2 separate regions of the Mus musculus genome follow, and region 2 is linked to region 1. A link is a loop called in an ENCODE intact Hi-C map of the cell type or tissue named here. Cell type or tissue: left cerebral cortex. All regions are shown on one strand. Each heading gives the region's core, and the rest is flanking DNA. Links, peaks and the distances in the headings are about the cores only.

What was found. Hi-C counts contacts between places; a loop is a spot of excess contacts. Peaks named below come from ENCODE experiments on the same cell type or tissue, not always from the same donor. Only the 100,000 strongest peaks of a DNase experiment are listed, where the experiment ranks them.
Region 2: it touches region 1 in a loop (2.3-fold over the local background); 5 of 42 quality-filtered maps call a loop at or near these places.

What each region holds. Positions count from the first base shown.
Region 1 is chr10:110,437,445-110,442,218 of GRCm38, reverse strand. It overlaps a transcript of Nav3 not described here. Among named protein-coding and RNA genes, the nearest start is that of 9230102K24Rik, 160 kb to the left of the region's middle. In left cerebral cortex, for the core only: no CTCF peak of the experiment used is centred there; DNase peaks (open chromatin) are centred at 1,612 and 2,380; H3K27ac peaks cover 2,323 bases.
Region 2 is chr10:109,918,861-109,923,634 of GRCm38, reverse strand. All of the region lies in intron 1 of Nav3 (neuron navigator 3), which reads left to right. Among named protein-coding and RNA genes, the nearest start is that of Nav3, 79 kb to the left of the region's middle. In left cerebral cortex, for the core only: CTCF peaks have their summits at 2,709 (motif pointing left) and 3,918 (motif pointing right); DNase peaks (open chromatin) are centred at 2,104, 2,676 and 3,902.

The sequences.
Region 1 (4,774 bases), core at 218-4,217:
TATCATGGTTTATTACTGAGAGACAGTTGTAGTTGTCTGAATTCACATTTTGGGGAACGTTGTCAATGAACTCAACGGGAATGGTGATGCTATTTCTGATTCCAGCGAGAGCTCTAACTTCAAGCATACACCTTGTGCTGTCCTTGGTCGGTGACGGAATCCTCCTCGGGAACATCAATTGTCTTATTGATTCTTTTGATGTCTAAGTGTGAGGGGAATGTGGATTAGTTTGCCTAGCAACTGCGTGTACGTTCTTGGTTGTATTTTCTTCCATTTTCTAGAGATTTATAAAGTTTGGTTTTTTTTTTTTTTTGGCTGTGGTTTAAAATCAAGTGTTTTTACCCCTCACGCAAAGACCCTGTCCTCTTTGTCCTATGTATTTCTTTTCCTCTGACATAAACTTTATACATTTAAGGTATAAAAGCCACTGGAAATAAAATCCAATCTCACAACTTACTCTAGAAATGTAGTATCTATGTAATAAGTAACAAGATAGCTACTGATGCCAAATTTTAAAGTTTTTTTTTTTTAAATCTGGATGATGGATTCAAATAAAAGATATCTAATATGGAATTCTGGAGAGAAATTTTCTTACCTGAAATGCATCCTGGGATTTCTATAATATGCAGTCATAGATTGTTTTCATTATTTGTAAACCCTGGTGAATTTTAGTTTTTACACACACACACACACACACACACACACACACACACTCACTTGTAAAGATGCTGTAGAACCTAAAGTGCTTTATTCTCCATTCTGCAGTGCACTAGACACTGGCCAAGATACTGGGGTTGAGTGGAGCAAAATGAATGTAGTCTTGTTCTTGTGGATTTGGTGCCTAGCTGGTGAAATAAGATGTGCAAAGATGATGAGTTCTAGGGATTTTATGGTCATCCATGGAGAGGACTAGTTAAAGAAAGAAAATCTTTTAAGGGGAAAATGCAGGATGCCTGCTTCAGGGAGTGGCTTTAACTTAGAAAGGGTGGTGTTTGGATATGCCCTGGCAGAAGGAAGCATATAGCAATGGGAAGGAGGTAGCTATACTTTCAAGCAAGACTCAATATGTTCCTTGACAGATAGGCCTGTAGAGATTCAGCTGTTTCTTACATCTGGCCACTTTTTCATGCATTCCAGTTTAATGGAACTAATTGTGTCCTGCGTGGGTCAAGGTCTCCTCTACGGTGGATCTGTGATGCTAGGTACAAAGAAAGCTATGCAATATCAAGACTTTGTTGATTTTGCTTTTTATTTTGATACATAGGTATCTGTTATTTTCACCTTCATAGTTTAATCTCACCAACTGCAAAGCCCCCGGAATTGTAGAATGTGCATGTAGAGGATGCTTTTTTGCCAGATTCCATGCAGACCATTTACATATCCTAGTGTTCTTGAAGCGTGCCTGCTCTGCTCAGTGCCAGAGGAAAGACAGAGTGTTGCTTTTAAGTGTCTCAGTGCTGATGGGACATATAATTTGCTTCTAAGTTTTTAGATAGGAAACTTTTGCCATTGTACCAACTGTGTTAAGGAGGGGTATATAAAGCAGAGGTGGGAGTGATAATTCTGTTGGTGGCTATGCATCAGGGAAGGAGGCCCAGAGAGATGCTAGCACTTAGTCACGAAGGATGAGTGGGAACCTGCCAGATGGCCACAGCAGTGGGGAGTGTTTCAGCATGTGCCTCTGCAAGTGCACAAAGACATAAGGGGATGTGAAGAGTTTGGGGACAATTAGTCCTCAGGAGGAAAGAATTTGTACCAAGTGTAGATCGGTACAGCTAGAAGGTTAGAAAGCCCACCAAGTGGGTCCATTCTAGATCAAAGAATCCATACTTTATTCTGTAGATAGCGGTCAACATTGAAGATAGTTAAACATGAATTGCACACACACACACACACACACACATATATGCACTAACATTTTTATATTTATGTATATGATAACTTTGTGAGTGCAAAGTGAAGACTGAAGAGCCTTCCATCATAATATACAAATTGTTCAATGAGGAAACTGTCCAATGATCCTGCTGAGTCATGAGTTCACAATATGGCCCATGTTGCAGGTGGTAGGAATGTGAATTAATCTCTCTATAGTTTTGTCCTTCCATCTGCAAAGTGGGGTGATAGCAGTGACTGTCTTACAATTGGTGTGAGGATTATAAGGGCTCTTATTACTTAGAGATAACGCACCATAATTTCTTACATAATTATGTATGCTAATTTCATTAAGAATAGCAACTCTATGTGTAGGAAGAAGTTGGCTAATATAGGAACTGAAAATGTCCTTTAAAAGGCAGTTGCAGCTTGCATCATTTTAAACTCATAGGAAAGATCATCTCTAAATATACTTGGAAATCTTTTTTGTTTGTAGTCTTTAAACATTCTGTGTATGTGCGTCTGCATTGAGATAGATGCACGTGGATGCAGATGCCCCCATAGGCCAGACTAAGATAGCAAATCTCTTGGAGTTTGAGTTACAGGCAACAGTTGTAAGCTGCCCAACATGGCTGCTGAAGACCAAACCCAGCTTCTCTGCAAGGGCAATATTTAACCGCTTAACTCCTAAGCCATCTCTCTAGCCCGATGTTTCTGTAAATCTAAAACTATCTTGTTACCTATCTGTGGGAGAACAATTAAAAAGTTAATAGCCATAGGAAAGCCAAATCAGGGCATGAGACAAACACAACATGGGAGCCTGACTGGGGGCAGCTGGATTTGGGGAACAATTTTGAAACCTTTCCTTTGTATATTTTTGTATGTCAATACGAGCAAAATTGTCAAAAGGTGATCTACAAAATGTAGGGTATATTTAATCTTTTCGACTTTCACTATCACGACCCATTTGGTGTCTAGAGTAATGTCAGCTGAAGTCTGAGACATTCAAATAGTGTACAGATGAGCTCTGAGTTCAGATGGCTTTTTACGGCTGAATAAGTACCAGTGAGCTTGTGGCTAGGCATAAAACTGCATGTTTGACTTGTCATCTGAAAGTTCCTCATGTCCAGTTTAAGGTAGCCATTTGAATTTCTATTCAACAACAGCAAAACTTTCAGGATCCAGTGAAACACAGAACGGCTGGTTTCATTGGTTAAGATATATGTATTAATGAGTGAATGTGAATTATTTTACAATAAAAAACCCCACTGTGTCCATTCCAAAATCGTGATAAACCTTGTATACCAAGTATATTATAGACACCACAAGGTGAAGAACGTTTTAGTAAAAGACCTTGTATTTTAGTAAAAATAACATGGTGTGTGTGTGTGTGTGTGTGTGTGTGTGTGTGTGTGCGCGTGCCCATGGAGACCAAAGTGGAACTTGGGTGGTATTTTTCAGGTGCCATTCACCTTTTAATTTTGGTAGGATCTCTCATTGGTCTGGAATTCATCAAGTAGACCAGGCTGCCCCAGGAATTGTTGCCCTACTTTCCTTCCAGCAGTTAGATGGAGAATACAAATGTGTACCACCATGCTTTTTACTTTTTAAAAATGGGCTCTGGGGATGTAAATCAGGTCCTTGTATGTGCATGAAGGGTGCTATACTAATGGAGTCATCTCTACAGCCCCACCTAATGTTTGTAAAGTGAGTGGTTTGATACTTCACAGATCTCTATAGTTTTTGTTAATAAATAATTGTTTTCTTTGCAGCTTTAAGAATACCGGGAATTTATTTTTTCTTACCATGTCTCAGTTTTGTGAGAATGACTATCATATTTTTTTTGGTGGGAGAAAGGTTTTACTCTTACTGACTTTCCATTAATATTGTGACATTCTACTTTGTCCGATGAATCCAAGCCACGGGGCTTCTAATTGTTTGTGGCTTCTACTATGCTCTTTCAAATGTGGTTACAATGGAGAAGTCGCACCCTAGCCCTTTGGATGCGTTACCTTGAAAACCAAATGATGAGGAATTGTTATTCTTGTAGTCAGGTGACTTGCAGGTACCCAAGGACTGCTAAGCAGAGCGAAGTTTTTAATGATGAGTTGTTGGCTGTTAATGAAAAGCTAGTGGGTGGTAAATTACATATTCAAGTTCTTGAAAATTAACCTCTTGCAAATGTTATTAGTTTCATTTTTTCCTTAGAGTTACAGTTTAATTTTTTTGATAAAGCAGTTTATTACCCTCTAGAAGGTATTTAAATCTGAAAACAGAAGTCACAATTTAACAGTGACCACCTTGTGGTGGCTTCTTTCATTTACATTCTGAGCCTCTTCTTAGAGGTGTTGTTAGGTGCCTAAGTTTGAAGGACTAGCTGGACCTGAGAATTAAGTGAATTCTGTGTATTTGAAGGATGATCTTGTAGATAGGAAAAGGTTTCATTATGTATCTTCTTTGCTCTCATTGTATTAGGATTTGTGCCATATGCCTGATGCTCTGATGTCTCTGCCTCTCTCTCTCTCTCTCTCTCTCTCTCTCTCTCTCTCTGTCTCTCTCTCTTCCTCCCTCCCCCTCCTCCTCCTCCTCCCCCTCCTCCTCCTCCTCCTTCTCCTCCTCCTCCTCCTCCTCCTCCTCCTCCTCCTCCTCCTCCTCCTCCTCCTCCTCCTTCTTCTTCTTCTCCCTCCCTCCCTCCCTCCCTCCCTCCCTCCCTCCCTCCCTCCCTTGGTGGAGCAAAAGAATACATTGAAATTCAGTGTCTATACAGCAGACAATATATTGACTGGGTTCTAATTCTTGAAACATGCAGTGTTTCATTTTTTTCCCCCTACTGTCATGCTCAGCACAGTAACAACCCCATTTACATGCTAGTCTCCAAACAGGCTTGCGTCTCAGTTTGGAC
Region 2 (4,774 bases), core at 301-4,300, 520 kb after region 1:
AACTGTTATTCAACAAAAGTATATTAGAAAGTAATGCTTTTATTGAGTAGTGCAACTTAGGGTTGATTTAGGAAAAATGTTTTACATTTTAGATCTAAAGTCCTTTGCCTTGGAGATAACTCAGAACATCAAATATAAACAGGTGTAAGATCTTAGGAAATGGTGGGTTAAAATCATACATTGTTGAGAAGTTAATTTACAAAAAAAAAAGGCTATATCGCTTGACAAATGTAACACTGTATATGCAAATGTAATATTAATTGTACAAGCAAATAATGATGGACTGGTGTGAGTAAATATATATGGTGTGTGTGTGTGTGTGTGTGTGTGTGTGTGTGTGTGTGTGTGTGTGTATGGAGAAGGTAAGGACAGTTTCCATACTTGTTTGCTGCTAACTTCCCAAAAACTCCTCTTTGATTAGATAAAATCAGGCTCACAGGACTAAGTGGGATCTACACTGTGACTGACATGTGAGGATTAAATGGCTGGCTTTGGTGGCATGTCCTAGGACATAAGAGCAGCTGCAGCAGTGGGGTCCAAGCTCTCCCTGAGTCTCTTTGCCACTGAACTTGAAGTACAAGATTCTCCTCATTGGAACCTGAAGTGTCTTCCTTAGTTCAGCCTGGTGTTCCAATTACCTACTCTTCCAGAAGATGCAAGACCACGCACATGTCTTCGGATAATTTTATGACTCTGCAATTTCCCTTCATTGAAGGGAAAACAGATAGGCCCTTTCTGAGGCCATTTCTTAGAATAAAATTAATTGATATTATGAAGGTGCCTGAGAGCATCCAGGTTCATGTCTTTTATTAATACCTGATTTCAACTCCTCTACTTGGGGAATATTCTGCTTCATTGGTGGCTAGTGTATCTGAGTTTTGGGATCTGGGCATGCGTCTCTCTACCTACGTAAATTATTTCTGAACAGAATGCTATTTCTGCTCCCACCTCTGTTCATTACTGATGATAGCTATCCTGGCCAGCACCTCAACCTAAACTCCTGATAGCTATACTTCTCCGTGTGAGGATAATAGATGAGGGGTCTCCTGTTTTCACTTTGAATGCAGAATCATTCTGAGCTTCTGGAAATCCAAACACTGGTTTAAACTGGTTTTTGGTTGTTTTATTAATTTTACTAATTTTCTTTGACATCAGCGAGCTAGTATTTTTGAAGTCAGTTTCGAGTGCCTAAGAATGACACTACACTGAAGTGTGTATGGTGGCGTGTATGTGTTCTAGTTTGTCTGCACATGTACATATGTGCAGGGAAAAGCCACATGTTGATGCCACCTGTCTTCCTATGTCATTATTGATCTTATAACTTTGTTAAAGGGTACCTTCGATAAACCTAGAGCTCACTAGCATGGCTATACTGGCTGACCGATGAGCCACCCAGGATCCTTTTGTCTCTGTTCTTTGTCCCGGATTACAGAAATGTACTGTGTCGTGCCTTGCTTTAACGTATGGGCTGGCAATGCAAACGTAGTAAGTCCTCATCCTGGCAAAGCAAGCCTTCTTTACGCTGAGCTGTCTCTCCTGAACAACACAGTCAATTATAAAGACATATGAGAGGCCAATATCTGACTTTCTATCTGAATATATATTTTTTCCTTGGCACATATTAAGCAATACATCAAATATGAACAGAGATCAACTTCAGAATAAAGGCAGTGTGTGAAAATAAAACATTTTAGGTATCTCGAGAGTATCTTTCAACCCAAACAAGCCATTTTAGTATTTACATGAGCAATGGTTTAAAATATTTTTTTTAAAAAAATGGAATGCCTTGAAATAGCAATCTGAAAGTGTTCTGTGACTGTAGAATAGATATTAAAATGTAATTCGTAGATGCCACGTCCCATTGGTTACAATAGCGATGCTTCGCATTGCGTGATGGACTTTGCTTTTGCAGATGTTTCCCATTAAAGTTCATCCTCCCTGCGAGAGAGGCAGGGGAGATAAGCGTGTGATCCCCGCATTTGTGAGAAGGAAAATCCAGCCCTAGTAGTAAGTGGTGGGGCTGGGAGAGGAGCCGAGTGCTCCTGACTCCAGGCTCCAATCTTTCCACATCTGAAAACCTTCCGCAATTGAACTTCATTGTGGCGGGGGAGGGGCAGTGGGCAGACTGAGTGGGAGAAGCTAAGGGATTGGGGAAATGCACATGGGTTTAGGTCAGCTTCCCTGTCTCGGGAAAATATTTACCGCTTGTGTTTTCCATTTATGTTAAAATGTTTTAGCCTGTATTGCACATAGTTCTTGATAAGTTGTTTCACTCACTGGAAAAGAAAGTTCATAAAGCAAGATCGTTTTTAGAATAGTTTGGGGACTTGAACCTATACATGTCTAAAGGCAGTATGACACTTGATGAGGATAAGCCTGTCAGCTTTGTGCTTGTTTTTCATTTTTATTTTCCACTTCATGAAGTCGTTTGATTATCTCTTCACGATAATTTGTTAGGGGTTCATATGATTTCCTCAGCAGTCTGGCCATTGCGGTCCATTTAAAATGAAAGGATTTTAAGATGAAATTTGGAGGCTTTTCAGATGGCCATTAAGATGACGACTTTGAAGTCTGGGTGCTCTGTTGTGGTCCTGTGGTTCTCTCATTATGGGAGTTGAGTTCTGCCTGTTCAGGGTGACAAAGCCCTCAGCCACATCTACTATTATGATTGTCTTACTGGCACGTATACCTAGTGCCACCTCGTGGTTGGCTGCAGCTATAGCATGTAGCCAAAGAGAAAAGGGTAGCAGATACATTGTTTGACTTTAAAAAAATATTGTCAAGGTGACCTTAATAGAGACAAAGGCCAGAAGTCACCATGTGTAAGGTTTATATGTACGTATACATGTGTACACAGGTATGTATGTATGTATTTATGTGTATATATATGTATATTTGTGTGTGTTGTGTGTATATGCATAAATGTGTATATATGTATATATAATTATATATGTTTATGTATGTATATACATATATACATATGTACACGTATTCATATATACATATGCACATACATATTTGTATATATATGCATATTTTACATATATACATGTACACACATATGTATAGATATATCAATATATCTATATGGCTATACACACATACATAGATTATGTAAAACCTTCCAGATAATTTTTGGGTTCTGTTTGGCTGTTGTTTGTATAGAACTCATGGAGCAAGAAATAATTGAACATTTCAAGAAAGCCTGTACCTTAATGTCTCTTTTACCCCGAATTGTTTGTTCGCTGTTATTTGCTGTCAGGACAGGAATGGACAGAGCTGCTGAGTTCTGAGTTCTGATACTTTCGCTGTAGTTTATAACACAACAGGCAGGGCATTCTCAACTTCTAACTCCGGTGGTTCAAGACTAAGTGAATAAAAAGTATGATTCTTCCACATTCCAGTTGATAATAAACAAGTTAAGAACTTAATGAAGAAAAGAAGAGCTAGAAAGAAAAGGAAAGGATGTTATTTCTCTCTTGAGACAATCTACCAATTTTATCACCAATAATATGAAGGTCTTAAAACACAGGAATGAATGGTTTGCAAAGAACATCCCCATGCATCCTGTCGTGGGCTGGTGTTTTCTTGGACATACAAGAAGTAAGCTATGCTATTGTGAACTCCATGAACACAGAATAATGTGCCCTCTGTGTTGAGAGGTGCTTAACTCTTATAGTCTAATTGCTTTTAATTTGTGAAGTGTATTTATCCATGTAAGTATTTATAAACAGGAGCCCACTTTAGAACCCCGTGGAAGCCTCATGATTGTTTTCTGGCCCCACCATCCAGAGCCTGTGAGACAGTAGAACTGGGTATGTCTATAAAAGTTCATGCATGGAAGCTGGAAAGTTGGCTCAGCTGATAAGAGCACTGGCTACTCTTTCTGGAGGACCCAGGTTCAATTCCCAGCAGCCACAAGGTGGCACACTACTGCCTGCAACTCCAGTTCCAAAGGATCTGACACCCTCACACAGACATACAGACAGGAAAACATCAATCCACATAAAAATAAATAAATAGTTCCTTAAAAGTTCATACATGACTCAGGTGATGGTCTAGGGTCTAAATGTGACAAACACTGGCCTGTGCTAAAGAGTTCTGTCAATCAATTTATCACCAGAGTGAGGGATCACATACCCAAACCAGAGGTCGAAAATTCTCAATCAGCCAGCTTTACCCTCTTGAAACTTTGTGTTTCATCCAGAAGAACAACTTTTCCTTCTTTTGTTTATTTAATCGGTTTTTTTTTTACATTCCAGACTTTATTCGCCTCCCAGTCCACCTTCTGACTGTTCCACACCCATACCTTCTTCCCCCAGTCTCTGAAAGGATGTTTCACCGCTCCCCACCCCCCAATACCCCACCCCACCAGACCTCTCCACTCCCTGGGTTTCCAGTCTCTTGAGAGTTAGGTGCATATTCTCTGATTGAGACCAGACCCAGCAGTCCTCTACTGTATGTCTGTATGGGGGCCTCATATCAGCTGGTGTATACTGCCTGTTTGGTGGCTCAGTGTTGGAGAAATCTCAGGTCATGTCAGTTGAGACTACTGGTCCTCCTACAGGGTTGCCTTCCTCCTCAGCTTCTTCCAGCCGTCCCTAATTCCACCACAGGGGTCGCCAGTTTCTGTCCATTGGTTGGTTGCAAATAGCTGCATCTGACTCTTTCAGCTGCTTGTTGGGCCTTCCAGAGGGCAGTCCTGATAGGTCCCTGTTTATAAGCACACCACAACATCAGTAATAGTGTCAGGCCACAAGAACTTCTTACACAT